Linked DNA regions of Homo sapiens: all the other regions are linked to region 1. The links are chromatin contacts, found by Hi-C or POLR2A ChIA-PET in ENCODE. All regions are on one chromosome and are shown on one strand. Each heading gives the region's core, a stretch centred on a gene start or an enhancer-like site at or near the end of the contact. The rest is flanking DNA. Distances are from core to core; before and after follow the strand shown. Region 1 holds the start of RBBP5 (RB binding protein 5, histone lysine methyltransferase complex subunit). Region 2 holds the start of MIR29B2CHG (MIR29B2 and MIR29C host gene). Region 3 holds the start of CD46 (CD46 molecule). Region 4 holds the start of PPFIA4 (PPFI scaffold protein A4).

The links. Hi-C counts contacts between places; a loop is a spot of excess contacts on that map. ChIA-PET counts read pairs that join two places held with the same protein, here RNA polymerase II (POLR2A). Pooled maps may share reads with other maps.
Region 2: a map of B cell shows a loop between it and region 1 (8-fold over the local background). The contact joins the promoter of MIR29B2CHG here to the promoter of RBBP5 in region 1. A Hi-C loop is called at or near these places in 1 of 168 maps with a recorded cell type or tissue (B cell) and 6 of 50 pooled maps. POLR2A ChIA-PET finds 5 or more read pairs at or near these places in 1 of 52 experiments (activated CD4-positive, alpha-beta T cell).
Region 3: a map of CD8-positive, alpha-beta T cell shows a loop between it and region 1 (20-fold over the local background). The contact joins the promoter of CD46 here to the promoter of RBBP5 in region 1. A Hi-C loop is called at or near these places in 1 of 168 maps with a recorded cell type or tissue (CD8-positive, alpha-beta T cell), 1 of 37 single-sample maps with no recorded cell type and 8 of 50 pooled maps.
Region 4: a loop to region 1 is called in a map with no recorded cell type, with 8 times the contacts of the local background. The contact joins the promoter of PPFIA4 here to the promoter of RBBP5 in region 1. A Hi-C loop is called at or near these places in 2 of 37 single-sample maps with no recorded cell type and 4 of 50 pooled maps.

The regions. Positions count from the first base shown.
Region 1 is chr1:205,120,132-205,123,649 of GRCh38, forward strand. RBBP5 (RB binding protein 5, histone lysine methyltransferase complex subunit) reads right to left here and starts at 1,847. Exons shown (of 14, transcript NM_005057.4): 1 at 1,724-1,847. The coding sequence starts at 1,742. RefSeq lists enhancers at 1-465, 1,629-1,808, 1,949-2,168 and a silencer at 2,530-2,824.
Region 2 is chr1:207,820,828-207,824,345 of GRCh38, forward strand. MIR29B2CHG (MIR29B2 and MIR29C host gene) reads right to left here and starts at 1,876. Exons shown (of 6, transcript NR_135299.1): 1 at 1,377-1,876. It overlaps LOC148696 (a long non-coding RNA gene), which reads left to right. Exons shown (of 1, transcript NR_026817.1): 1 at 1-1,769. RefSeq lists enhancers at 1,567-1,746, 3,517-3,518 and a silencer at 1,887-2,066.
Region 3 is chr1:207,750,057-207,753,574 of GRCh38, forward strand. It overlaps CD46 (CD46 molecule), which reads left to right and starts at 1,998. Exons shown (of 13, transcript NM_172351.3): 1 at 1,998-2,253. The coding sequence starts at 2,157. RefSeq lists silencers at 1,839-1,948, 2,528-2,885 and an enhancer at 2,049-2,258.
Region 4 is chr1:203,024,959-203,028,476 of GRCh38, forward strand. PPFIA4 (PPFI scaffold protein A4) reads left to right here and starts at 1,533. Exons shown (of 30, transcript NM_001304331.2): 1 at 1,533-1,671. RefSeq lists a silencer at 1,323-1,632 and an enhancer at 1,459-1,980.

The sequences.
Region 1 (3,518 bases), core at 597-3,096:
ACCTCCTCAATGTCTTTTCTATTTCCTAGCTCAGGCCTTCCTCATCACTCATATAATCTACCCCTCCAAACTGGTTTTACACTCCTCCAAAACTCAACTCCACATTGCTGTCAGACAAACCTTACAAACTCATAGCTCTGATTGAGTTACTAAGTCAAAATCCTTCAATGGATCTACCCTACCTTCCCTAAAAAGCCCAAACTTTTGAGCTAGGCATTCGAGAACCAACACAAAATAGATGGCACCGATCCCATCCCCTGGCATTCTCTTTATCCACAACCTGGCCAAGCAGGAAAATTCTTTAGGTCTTCTCTCACTGATGCCTACTGAACATCCCTCCCATATTTTCATACTTCAGCCTGTTGATATTTTACCAACCTTAAAAATCCACTTAAGGCCGGACACTTTGGGAGGCTGAGGTGAGTGGATTGCTTGGGGCCAGGAGTTTGAGACCAGCCTGGCCAACACAGTGAAACCCCATCTCTGCTAAACATACAAAAATTAGCCAGGCATGGCAGTGCGCACCTGTAGTACCAGCTACTCAGGAGGCTGAGGCACGAGAATCACTCGAACCCAGGAGACAGAGGTTGCAGTGAGCCAAGACTGTGCCACTGCACTCCAGCCTAGGCGACGGCGCGAGGCTGTCTTAAAAAAAAAAAAAAAAGTCCACTTAAAACTCCAACTCCTCCACAGGTTTGGGGGGTTTGTTTTTCCTGGTTGACTTCTTCCTTTACCCCAAAGACATTCACTCTCTGTTCCAAACATTCTTAGCAACTGGTAATGACTCTTTCAGGCCTGCCTACATTCTGCAATATCCTACAGCTATTTTACATAATCACCTTAAACTCCCTGCTTAATGAAAAGCTCTTTAAGGGCAAAGACCATTTTTTATGTATCTTTGTAGCCCTTTTGACAATTAACATATCTTCTGACTTTTTTAAAAGAGAAACCTAACCATTAGGAACAGCAAGTAGTGCAGAAGTCCTTGAAAACCTCAGCTACCCCTAGAATACCATGCTAAATGTCACCTAATGGAAGTCCAGGAGAAAGGACCTACAGTTTTTAAATAATCTGGATAGGAGGTAAGGAGGCAATGACTCAAAGTGAGGGCGACAAAAGACAACTCCCTCCGTATTTCACACCTCAGTGTTTTACACACCGTCCCTAGCAAAGGACCTTAAACAGAAAGTTAGGATAATTGGATTCCAGTGCCAACTATGCCATTTACTTGCTTAGTGCCTAGCCATTACCCTCTGAGCCTTTATTCATCTGTTCAATGAGAAGCTTCTACCAGAAGATCTCCAAGTCCCCTCCTTAGACTTCTCTTTTCTACAAAAAGATTAACCTGTTCAGGCACCCAATTCCCTGACAAGTCTTCAAAGCTTCATCCCAAGCCTCACTTCTTCAAATTCCATCTCCAACAACTCTGGTCCTGGCTGCTCTGGGTACTTCAACACCTGCGATCCTCATAATCAAAGCTAAGTCACAAACTGTCTGTCCCCATCGCTCCATAATTGATATGAAAGTGGCCTCGGGAGGGGCAATGCAACCTACTCGGGCAGAAGGTGGGCTTCCTCCTCCCGCTGCTGCTCCACATCAGGTGTGCCCAGTGATCCATAGCCGAACAGTGTCCCTAAGATTGCAGCCTGACTCCCCTCCCGCCTGGGTTCCCTCCTTTCCAGTACCCAACGCTTCTCTAAAACGCAGCCACAGCCCTTCTCACCCAGCAACTCGAGGTTCATCCCTGCGGACTGTGGCCGCCCGGTCTCAGCTCCGGCAACAACACCTTCTCCCCGGCCGGCTTCAGCAACTTGCGTCTAAGTGGTGGACGCCGCGAAGAGACTGGCGCAAGCTCCGAAGACTTTCGGCCTTAGAAGGCCCCGCGGCTTCCGCTTTCTTCCCCCGCCTTCCTTGTTCGTTTCAGGTGGGCTGCCCAAATATATGCCTGACCAAAATCAAGCATACACTCTCTCGGAAACAATTAATTATGATCTTTGCTGAGGTACAACAATGTTATCGTCACTAGGGACTTTAAATAGCGCGACAATTTAAGATTATTTGCTCCGGGAACATGTAGGTGAGGTAGAAATTCCAGGCATACAGTTAACCTACTAGTTCTTGCCCTGTTGTGTGTTCAGCGGCGTTGTCCGGGCGGGCTACCTCAGACTCCGCAGGAAAGGTTCCGGACAAGTCCTGCTAATGCAAGAAACCAGGGAAGGTCGTCCCCTAGTGCTCGGGTGTGTAGCGCCGCTGACCTCACCAAGGCGCGTACTTACCCTGTATGTAGGTGGCGTTGCAGGGTGTTTCGGTCTCGTGAAAATTATTTCTCATTTGTAAAGATATGCTATTGATCCTACAGAAAGGTACGACAACATATGTTAGGCCTGTCTGTGTTAAGATAATAAAAACCTTATTATCTAAGGTTTTACCCTTTACCAAACAGTGTTGACAGGGACGCTGTGAAAAAGACTGTGAAAAAGAATTGGAATGAGGGGTGGACTGAGTTTCCCGGAGCTCAGTCATACAGAACTCCAATGAAATACCCAAAGCAATTAGAGAAGTCCAGTTACTGGTATCTAGCGAAAGAGCAAATTTTATATGAACAAATTCCTACTATAAATGCTGTGGCTCATCAGAAAAAGGAAACAACGTCAAAGGCTCGCTGCAGAAAATAGTACTCGGGCTAGGTCTCCGACAATGGAAAAATACACATACACAAGTTTATTAATCGCAGTATTGTCTGCAATTGCAAACTTTTGGAAACAATAATGAAACTTTTGAACTAGGGAGCCCAGCATTTTCATGTTGCCCAGGGCCCTGCAAATTATGTAGCTAGTCCAGTCTGCCTCTACTTGACAAATTTGCAGAAAAAGCAGCCTCATTCACACAGTGCACCCTGTCCCTGGGCCCCAGTTGATTGCTCTTTCAGTAAGCCCCTGACCTAAGCTCAACCCAATTAAATTCCTTTCCCAAGAATTTGGAATGGGAATTAAGTGGCCCCCACAGTCTGACACATCGATTGAAGAGAGTAAATGTGAATTAAGGAGCTATTTAAAGCGCCTAATAATAGATGGACACCATGGTAGTTGGCTGCAGGTTGCAGAATGAAGCAGAAGTCCAGAAACTAGTCAAAGATAATACTTGGTGTATCCAATTAGTTCCCAAGAACATATTACATTAATGTCTTCTATTTCCATTATCCTTGGACCTTTATAAAGTATGTCTTTTGCAGCCGGGTGCGGTGGCTCACGCCTGTAATCCCAGCACTTTGGGAGGCCGAGGCGGGCTGATCACCTGAGGTCGGGAGTTCGAGACCAGCCTGATCAATATGGAGAAACACTGTCTCTACTAAAAATACAAAATTAGTTGGGCGTGGTGGCTCATGCCTGTTATCCCAGCTACTCGGGAGGCTGAGGCAGGAGAATCGCTTGAACCCGGGAGGCAGAGGTTTCAGTGAGCCAAGATCGCACCATTGCACTCCAGCCTGGACAACAGAGTGAGACTCTGTCTCAAAAAAA
Region 2 (3,518 bases), core at 626-3,125, 2.7 Mb after region 1:
GCTGGAACCATGGCACTGGCAGGGGGCATGGAGGAGAAAGAGAAGAAAAACAGTAAGCAGGCAGGACCATCCGAACAGATCCTCAAAGCTGCCATGGACCTCACTTCCCTGTCCCCACAGGGAGGCTGCTGGAGACAGAGCCTATTTGGGGAACACAAACCACGGGTCTGACACGTCTGAGATGAGCTGCCGAGCCTCTGCCTCCACTCTCATTCAGACACTCAGCTTTTCCGAACTACTCCAAGCACCAGGCTGATGAGGACATGGGAAACCCACGCTCTGGCAAAGCCGGGCCCAGGTGTTGAACCCCTACCCAGACGCCTTCCACCTGAATCCCCACCCAGGACTGTGTCCAAGGGTGGGACTAGGCGGCTCTGCCCCTAGAGCCACCTTCATTGCGGCAGCCACCACTGTGCCTGCCTCTGCTGTGCTTTTGCCCCCCCTTCCCCTCCTCCGTCATAGCCCCCGCCCCCCGCCCACTCTGCGGAACTGGCACAGCAGGACAGAAAAACCAACGCCACCATGTCGGAGACCAGCAGAAATGGCTCCAAAATGGCAGCTCATCAGAGGAGTCCAGAAAGATCATAAACCCACCCAGGGAAAAGAGGGGAAGCCAGTGACAAGGGGAGTAAACTGTCAAAACTACCTCCCAACCAAGCCCCCGATAATCATCACATCTTTTCCTTCAGAAACATCCTCTCAAAAATCAGATGGGACATGAGTGAAAGAAGGGTGCCACCCCCTCCACCAGAGAGGCCCTAGGGGCCATAGGTGGTATGGGGCACTCAGAAGGATGTTCTGTAGCCTCTTCCCCAAGATGAGGCTAGAAAACCACCACTTTTGTCCTCAAGCTTGGCTCCTGCCAGTAACTAGACAAGAGTTAGCCCTCCCAGGGATTGCAGTCCTTCACTGCTACCCAGTCAGACCCTCCCCAGCTCTATGGGCCCTGGGGAGCAAGAAGGTAGGGTTGCAAGGAAGGGCCGAGAAGGCGCGTGCCATGCCCTCAGTTATGTAATAAGAAGGGCGGTGCTCGTCCTAGGCCAGAGACCCAGGGCGCACTGCGCTTCCAGATGCGCAGTCACGGGTGGGGGCCACTGCGCATGGCGCAGGGCTTGGTAAACCCCCTCCCCACAAACGTGAGACCTGCGACAAAGACAGGTTAGAGAGCCGGGACCCTGATTTTTCGAGGCCTCCCTCCCCCAACCAAAGGCGGACAGCCTGCTGCCCTAGTTTTATTCTGATTCTCCTCATTCCCTAGACTGACAAACCTTTCTAACCCGGGGCCTCCAAACCTCCCGTCTCCCACTGACTTTTCTGGAAATCCCACCAGATGCGGAGTTTCGAGCAATTTCCTGGGGTCAGTCCCCCATCCTCACCTTTCCAAGCACCACGTAGTAGTAGCTTCCAGAAGGTAGATCTTTCCCATACTGGGCTCAGCTCACAACTGGCTCTTGAGGGCCTCTGGACAGCCCCGGACGTCAATGCAAATCTGTTGTCCCCAGGGAGTAGCCCAGAGTCAGCAGGAAGCCCAGGGTGGTGGCAGTATCAGCAGCAGCAGCTCTGCCCTACCTTGCCCATGCGTTTCCAGGGGAGCCAAGAATTATTTTGCCGCAACACTGAGGTGTGGCTGATTGGAAAATTCCCTTTTCCAACACCAAACTACAGAATAAATATTTTCTTCCAATTTGGTCAACCCTCTGCATACCCATCTCCCTAGCATTCTTCCCTCTAAATAAAAAGTTTTGGGAGCCCTGAGCTCTTCCTCCTTATAGTGCGTGAAATTTTAAAAGGCATAGGAAGAGGCTTCAACTGGGCAGTCAAAAGCAGGCATAGACACAGGAGCCTACGCACACCCCTAAAGAGATTTTAGAAAGCTGCTGGGCTTCTCCCCGCTCCCCTTTAAGCAAGTGAAATGCAAATTCAGATTTGATACCCTGCCCTGAGCCAATCAAAAAAAGCTTTTCACCTGCCATTGGCCCACCCACCAATCAGAGGAAGTGTCTGGAGGGAGAGCCCTCCCCTGGCCAATGGAAGGCCAGCTCAGTCACTTAGTTAATGATGCAGCAGTACAGGGAAGGCCATCACATGTGAACTGGAAGGGAGCCAACATGGAGACACAGAGAGCGCAAGGTAAACAACTTTCCAACGCCAAAAGGATGACATTTAATCTCTAAATGCTAGCTTCCCTTCTTAGCTCATCCTTAACCCCTCTCAGCTGGCCACAGAGACCCCAGGAGCCTCACTACCTGTCCCCATAGAGCTCCTAACCAGATGCAACAGTGACTGCGTCACCATTCCCCACTTTTCCCAACTACGCAGTGACAAACCTACCAGCTTTACCCCACTTCTCCCAGCCCACACCCCACCCTGGCCACTCGGCTCCCCACCAGCCTCAGAATCCCAGGGCCAGACCTTTCAATAAGGCAACCCCTGGGAAAAAACTGTCCCTCTGTCTTCCTTTCGGCACTTCTCACTCCCTTACCTTCCACATAAGACCTGCACGGACAGACAGATGGACGCTGACACCCAAACAACTTGGAGAACCAGTCTGTCTGTCCACTAGAAGGAAATAGGGTAAAAGCTGGGAGGTCAGGTGGGAAGCAGGGGATGGTTCACTCCTCTCACCTCTACCCTGGTCAGGCTTGAGCAGCTGACACTAGGGAAAAGAAATTAAAGTGGGAAAAAACCCTCCCTCAGAGAAATAAATAGCAAAAATCGAGAAAGAAGGTGAGAAAGACAGAGCACCCACATACACAGAGACAGCGCCCCTGATCCCAGCAAATACATACGTGGGGGAAGAAGGGGGTTACGCCATCAAGTCCTGAAGCCCGTCGGACCACCCATCGCCGCCTGCGCAGACCCAAATCTTGGTCCCGCCGTAAGGTGCCGCAGTCCCGAATGTTCCAGAATTTGGTCCCATCAAACCCTCCACCGTCGCCCCACAACCTCTTGCTCCCACCCCTGCCCCCCACCACCACCCCACCTCCTCCCCACGGGAACCGCCCGTGCCACCTTGCGTGTCATCTCCTAGCCTAGGCTACCCAGAGGCCTCTGGCCCTGACAGATCTCTGAACGCTCAGCAAGTGAGCTGGCAGAACCTGGTGCCCGGTGTTGCTATGACTTGTTTCTTGATTTCTCTCTCTCTCTCTGCTGCAGCACGGCTGTTGCTAGCAGACCTATCGACGGAGCTTGCTTGCTCGCTCGCTCTCTCACTCTCTCTCTCTCTCTCTCTCTCTCTCTCTCTCTCAGCTCTGTGACGCAGATCTAAATTCTCCAGTCTGCTCCTTGTGTTGCAAGAGCAGAACTGCAGCTTTTCCCCTGGAGAGCCGGAGGGCAGTGCCAAGGCTGGTCAAACAAGGCAAAAAAAGTTGGGCCTACACTCTGCTTCCTTGGCCACACTTTTCAGCTCACACCCTCCCACCTCACCCCTCCTGCACCTCACTGCTCTGGGGCATAGAGGTCCCTGTCCTTTCAGGCTCACTCCTTCCCTGAGGCCTTCTCAGGCATAAGAGTAGCTT
Region 3 (3,518 bases), core at 748-3,247, 2.6 Mb after region 1:
GCTGGCTTTGAGCCACAGAACATATCTGTTATATCACTCTTTGACACCATATATTAACAGAAATAATAATTTTCCCGCATTGAGTTTCCTATTTACCATCTCTTTAATTATACCCGCTTTAATTGCTGTCATGGAGTGTTGAATTTTATAATCCAAGATACTAAGATGTTTATCTGATATACCACCTCCACACTTAATGTCTTATAATCTCTGCCAAGAATTTAAAAATTTTTGTTGGTCGGACAGGAAGAGGAAATTCCATGGTTTGGTGAACCCAGAAATTGTTCAGTACATCTCGGTTATAAAACTGTGTTAAATACACTTAAACTCTATAATTCTATAAGACCCATTTTAGGTTTATACACTGAGCATCCAGTTCCTCACCGTCCTCTCATAGGTTAACCCTGTGTAATACAAGTTCTGCTCCCATAATTCTATGAACAAAACAGCCCTTGATATATAGGTTTGATTTTTTAAATACATTTTCTTTACTTTATTCTAAATGTAACATAAGGTCAACATAGAAAACTGAAAAGCATAAGGAAAGTGAAATATCTGTAATCTTATCAACCATTGTTAATTTTGCTGTATTCCTAGTTTCTTTTTATACATATCAATATGGTACTTTTGTTTTAATAAAAGGACTGCCAAAAGGCACATGCCAGTTTGGACTCTGCTTTTTCCACTTACAATGATATCATAGTTTCTCATATTTGGTATTCTTTTGCAATATTTGCTGCATAGAATTCCATCACACAAAGGTAACTGCCAGAAATTCTTTATTACTTTTGCTAGACACTTAGGGTTTACATTTTTTCAAAAATTAATCACATCAGAGTTTTGATCACATCAGAGCTTTGATCACAGCTCTGATGATTTCTCTGGGAACTGAGAGCCTAACACAAGTCATGTCCACTTTAAGACTTTTAACATACTGAAAAGTTATGTTACAGAGTGCTGGTCCCCCTGCAACACGTTCACTCACATTGGCTGACGTTTTAATTCTTTGCCAATCTGAGGGGAAGAAATGTCAACTCTTTGTTTGCTCTTTTAATGTCAGTCATGTCCTTTTCCTTTTACCGGTCATTCCGGTTTACTCACAATCCTACAAATCAATCCTGCTCATTCTTAATTTTCCAGTATTGTTCCTCAGATTGTTTCACCAGAAAAGTTCTCCCCCTTATCCACTCTTCACCTAACAATTTCTACCCATCCGAATCCTTCTGCATTTATTGCTTCCAGGAATTTGGCACTTAGGACACCCTTGTCCTTACATTGTTCATGCATGTATATTTCGTCTTCAATAAAAAATTTAGTTGCTCAAGGGCAAGGGCCCCATAGAGTCTCAATATTCTAATTGCCTGGTGTTGCTTAATAAATTAGATTCGGAAGGGTCCCCTCCAGGGAGGGGAGCAAAGGGCAAATTACCTTAGGGGCTGGGAGTGCAGAAGCCAAACCTTTGAGATTGTGAAAACAAGACGGCCCCGAGACGATCCAGTAGCAGGCATTCAAGCAAGAAAAACTCAAATATTGTTCCCAATAATGCCTGACTAATGCCAAATACCAAGTAAGGGCCCAGGCAGTCCTGACAGCCTGCAGTGCCCCAGGATAAAACTAACCCTGAGGGGTGCTAGCCCACGGTGACCCCCTGTCTAGACTCTGGATCTCTATTTTTAGGTCGAAGTGCTTTATTCTTGACTCCCGAATTCCCGGAAACTATTACCAAAGCAGCTTAGTTTTCTCTCCACCCTGCCTGGGTCACAAATATGACGGCGAGCCAGTCCTTTCCCGCAGGACGCCTCAGGCTTCCGGGATGGTAGGCCAAGGGCTTAGCAAGAAAAAAGGCGGCCTCGGGGAACCTGTTCTGTTAGGTTCCGCCAGGGCCTCCCCCTGACCTCTCGAAGGCCAAGGGCTGCCCATGAACGCCGAGGCTCCGCCCCGCGGCCCGCCGATTGGCCCCAGCCGCCCTGGTGACTCGACGCACTTCCGCCCCGGGCGCGGCTCGGGCCACGCCCACCTGTCCTGCAGCACTGGATGCTTTGTGAGTTGGGGATTGTTGCGTCCCATATCTGGACCCAGAAGGGACTTCCCTGCTCGGCTGGCTCTCGGTTTCTCTGCTTTCCTCCGGAGAAATAACAGCGTCTTCCGCGCCGCGCATGGAGCCTCCCGGCCGCCGCGAGTGTCCCTTTCCTTCCTGGCGCTTTCCTGGGTTGCTTCTGGCGGCCATGGTGTTGCTGCTGTACTCCTTCTCCGGTAGGACCCCGGGGCGGGTTCGCGCGTCCGCGGCGAGACTAGAGCTCTCCTCAGTCGGGCAAGAGTCGCGGGGCGGGGCTCACAGCAGGCCGTGCCTGTTTGGGGACAGGGTTCTCTGAGGGGTGCAGTGCTCAGATCCCGGGGGTATGTGGCGGGGAATGCGGGGACCACGCAGAGCCCGAGGTGAAGCTTGTTTGGTGGCGTCGTGTGCGCGGCCAGCATTTACGCAGGATCTGGCTGCGTCCCTAAAAAAAGCGTGAATCGTGTTTTCGGGATTGAGCCAGTCGGCCAGGGGAGCGCGGACTGGGCGCCCTAGGTGAGGGCTTGTTCTGGAGTGCACAGGTGCGTGGGAGTGTTGCTAGGGCCCGTGCTGTGTCCGTGGTGAGAGTTTGCCCTGTGTTCCCTTGGTGCCTTGGTGAGTGGGGTGTTCATTAGGGCTTGGACAGTACCCGCGGTAAGGGTTGCAGTGCGTCTGCTGTGCCCCATGTGCTGGGCTGGGCGAGCAGGGGCCTGGCCAGGTGTTGCTGGGAGCGTGCTGTGCGTAAGTGGCCTGTGTGCAGAGTTCACTGTGGGCAAGACAGCTCAACTGTTTGCTTTGAATGGAGTGAGCGCGGACTCTGGGGCTAGGGAGGGCATGTTGAGTGAGAGCAGGCTCTCGGTGCCTGGGGTTAGAGAGGTGGTAAGGGCGCGCCATGCTTTTTGTGCCTTCTGTGAACAGTCTCCGTGTTACCTGAGCTCCTATTAGTTTGTAAATGGCTGCTTTTTTGGGGGGTGGGTGGGCCATCGAGTCTTCTTCCTGTTCCCAACCAATATAGATAGTATCTGATTCCATTGCCTAATGGCTTTTTGACATTGTTTTCCTTCTTTTCATTACTTTGAGTCATATTTGAGAGATGTGAAACAACCTAAAAAACAATGGTAGCCAAACCTAGTGAGAAATTAGTATCCTAACAAAGGAAGGCAGATAATGTTAATCTTGTTTTCCCCTGCAGCTCATAAGCTAAAGCTTAAGGCCTATCCCACTAAATTTATTTTGTATTTCATTGAATGGAATCAATACTTTTAAAAATGCATGCTAGGCCAGGCGCAGTGGCTCACGCCTGTGATCCCAGCGCTTTGGGAGGCCCAGGCGGGGTGATTGCCTGTGCCCAGGAGTTCAAGATCAACCTGGGCAACATGGCAAAACCTTGTCTCTACAAAAAAATACAAAAATTAGCTGGGCATGGTGGTTTATGCCCGTGGTCCCAGCTACTCTGGGGGCCGAG
Region 4 (3,518 bases), core at 283-2,782, 2.1 Mb before region 1:
AAATGTGTTACCAGTCGTTATCTTGGCTTCAGCCTTCCTCTGCATTGGCTGAGTTGCCGTTTCTAGCATGATACATGCTTTATTAGTGACAGGATGTGAAGTGTCTCAGGGATTTCCTTTTGGTGAGGACCCCAGACCACCCGAAGAAGAATTAGAACTTTCTGGACTACAGGTTATATACTGTGATTTTGCTCTGTCAAGCAACATAAATTGATCCTTGAACGCTGTGAGAGTTATGGACACAGACCCTCACACAGTTGAAAATCTGCTATGACTTTTGACTGCCCGAAAACTTAATAGCCTACTGTTGACTGGAAGCCTTATTGATAACATAAACAGTTGATTAATGTGCATTTTGTATATGTAGTATATACCTTATTATAATAAGCTCGAGAAAAGAAAATGTTATTAAGAAAATCAAAGAAGAGAAAATACATTTACTGTTCATTAAGTGGGTCATCATGTTGAGCAGGCTGACGAGTAAGAAGAGGAGGGGTAGTCTTGCTGTCTCAGGGGTGGCGGGGAAGGAAGAAAATCTGCATGCAACTGGCCCTGTGCAGTTGAAGGCCCTGTTGTTCAAGGGTCACAGATTTAGCTTCACTTACCCACCCCTCAGATCAGAATTACTCAAGATTTCCCTGTCTTCAAAGAGACGCAAGGAAATTATGCCAAATGGTGAATATATTGGGTGGAAGATAAATGAGAGAAGGTTGTATGTGTCACTGATCTCAACTATAGCATTTGCTGCTGATATAGAACATGCTGTGTATATATCTATAAATACACACACATGAACACATTGCATGTATATAAAAATTGTTCACACTTTTAGTGGTGCTTACTGGGTATTGGTAAAGGATTGAGTAGGCACTGTGATGAAACTTCACAAAGCAGATGGAAAAGATGCATTAATAGCCACAGGGGGCAGGGTAAGGGAGCAATTCAGGAAAATGGAGAGGCTTAGCTAAAATTTGTCAGTCAGGAATTTTGGCATTTGAGACTTGTTTTCATACTATGTATATGTAATAGACAAACCCTTCATTTTGTAGTAACAGTGTTAGAACAGCCAGGTGCCTGAAGGCAAGCGACACAATTCACTGAAGAGCATACTACAGATGTAGTATCCGGATATCAAGTTTCCCCACTTAAAAAATGGGTGCGATCAAAGGAAAAGCAAGGAACGGGCAGGAGAGCAAGCGTGAAAGGTGACAAACTTGACAATTACAAGGCCGAGACTAAGGCCAATTTAGGGAACGGGCTGTTAGACTAGGAACAAGGGCGAGTTCAGAGGGAGGGGCAGAATGTGGGCAGCACTCCTGGGCCCTGAGACCCTTCTGCGGAATAAAACTCTGGCACTTCGCCACCTCCTAGGCTGAACCAAGATGGCGCGCGGCCTCAAAGCGGCGCTCTCGTCACGTGCCCGGACCCGAGGCGCTTGGGGGCGGGAGGCGTGGCCTCGGTCGCGGCAGCCCAGCCCCGCCTAGGGGGCGGAGCCGGGGGGGGTTGTCCGCGGAGGAAGGGGGCGGGGCCCCGCGGCCGCGCGCTTGGGCGGCGGAGGCTGCAGCTACCTCGGCGCCGGCTCGGCTCTAGGACGTGTCGGGCTGCACGGGTCGGGGGCGGCTCCCTGCTGCTTCCGAGCCTAGCCGCCTGGCCTTCGGCATTTGCAGGCAGGTGAGCGCCCAGAGCCTGGACTGGGGTAGGATGCGTCTTTTCCCCATCTCCAGCTCCCCTCGACAGTTTGGGGAGGGGTCTCGTCTATCGCACCTCGGGAAACAGCCCTTTTTGACTCCGTATGTGCTACCTCCGGCAGGCGTCGGTACTGCTTACCCTGCCGCCCCTCGCCCTCCTTTGCGGTGCCCTGTGCCCTTGGGGGTGAGGATAGGGGCGATGCCTGATCTGCGGGGAGGGCGTGGAGTGCGCCCTCTGCTCCATCGGCTTCAGGGGAGGGGGCCGAGTTGGCGAGTCTCCCGGTGGGAACGGAGCAGACTGCGCCCCCATTTCCCCTCCAGGAGAGTCAGAAAAAGCGCCTCTCGGCTCCGGGGCCAACCCCACTCCTTTGGGGACGCGATTCTGATGGGCTGAGGTCTTCGCTCTTCGCGGGGGTCTTAATCTTTCCCGAGTTGCTCATAGCACCCCTGTTCCTGTCGCTAGCTCTCCATTCCTCGAACTGCCAGCCTCAGTCTGTGCCAGAGATGCCCCCATCTCCGCAGTGCCAGGGCGGTGGGGTGGAAGGAGCGGCCAACCCGAGGCCTGGTGGGGGTGGGGACAGGGGTGGGCGCAACAGGAAAAGAGGGCTGGAATAGAGATGCCTGAACTGGGAGGGTGGGAGTGGGGCGCTGACTTACGTCCACGCAGTAGGGATGTTTTCCAGCGCAGATTTTGAGGTTTTGATGGTGGGTGGGAAGAGAGAGGTCGGGCTGGAGGACTTGGAGACATGGTGTAGGTGGTTTTCTTCGAGAAGGAGGAGGGATCCAGGACAAGGTGCCACTAGGAGCTGATGTCACCTTTGAGGAGAGGTGTGCTGGTAGTTTCCATCAGAGGAGCAGGAGAGTTGGGGCCGTTCTGTGTGGAGAGCAAGTGGTTAAGGAGGCGCTGCTTCGCAGGGAGATCCCCTCCTGGTGTGAGCTTAAGGGTCCCCTCCAGGAGCCAGGTTTCAGGGATTTCCCATAGTCCTTTCCAGAGTTCTTGGATCTGGTACCTAGTACTTTGCTCAACATCCAGCAAACATTTGTTGGACACCTACTATCTGCCAGATACTATGCTCGGTGCTAGGTCTTCTGAAGGCAATTTACAGCCACGGAGTAGCTGAAAGGTACACATAGGAGGCACACATAGCAGGTATTCTGTTAACACCCTTCTCACCGCCCATCCCCATTCTGTTACATTGCTGTTGGATTAGAAAAAGAAAGAACTGTGTCCACGTGCTTTCAAACAGCTGTCTGAATTAGACTCCAACCTACACACCCCCTACCACTATTAACTGGCCAGGTAGTCCCAGGGAAGCTGCCTAAGCAAAAGGGCAGCTTGAATGATTTCCCTTGGTTATTTTCTCAGATTTTGTCCTGAGGCTTGAGGAGGCTTCGTGGGGTAAACGGTATCTCAAAGTAAGGAGATAATGAATGACAAAATGGTTATTGGGGGCCAAGAATGTCCTAGACACTCTGTGTAGTGGGAGACGCCATCTCTGGAAGATGGAATAGTGTGGGGGAGGAGGGTGTAGAAGGGAATTCGCATCCAGTGGAGTTGGGGTTTGTGCTGCTGAGCATGTCGTGATGTCAGAACCGTGTGGTGCATGAGGTCTGGCTGCTGGGCTGTAAAGGAGGGCTGGAGGGGCAGGGCATGGCAGGCAGCCAGGCTCCTGGGTCTCATCTCTGAGTTGATTGCTGAAATCTTAGAGTTGGAAAGAGTTGTCAGGGATGGCTTATAGGTCCTCACAGAGCCTCTGAGGATGGCAGAGCTAGAGCTAGGCAAGAGAATGAGTAGTCAGGCTGTGGTGGTGATGAGGTGGGGATGAAGGC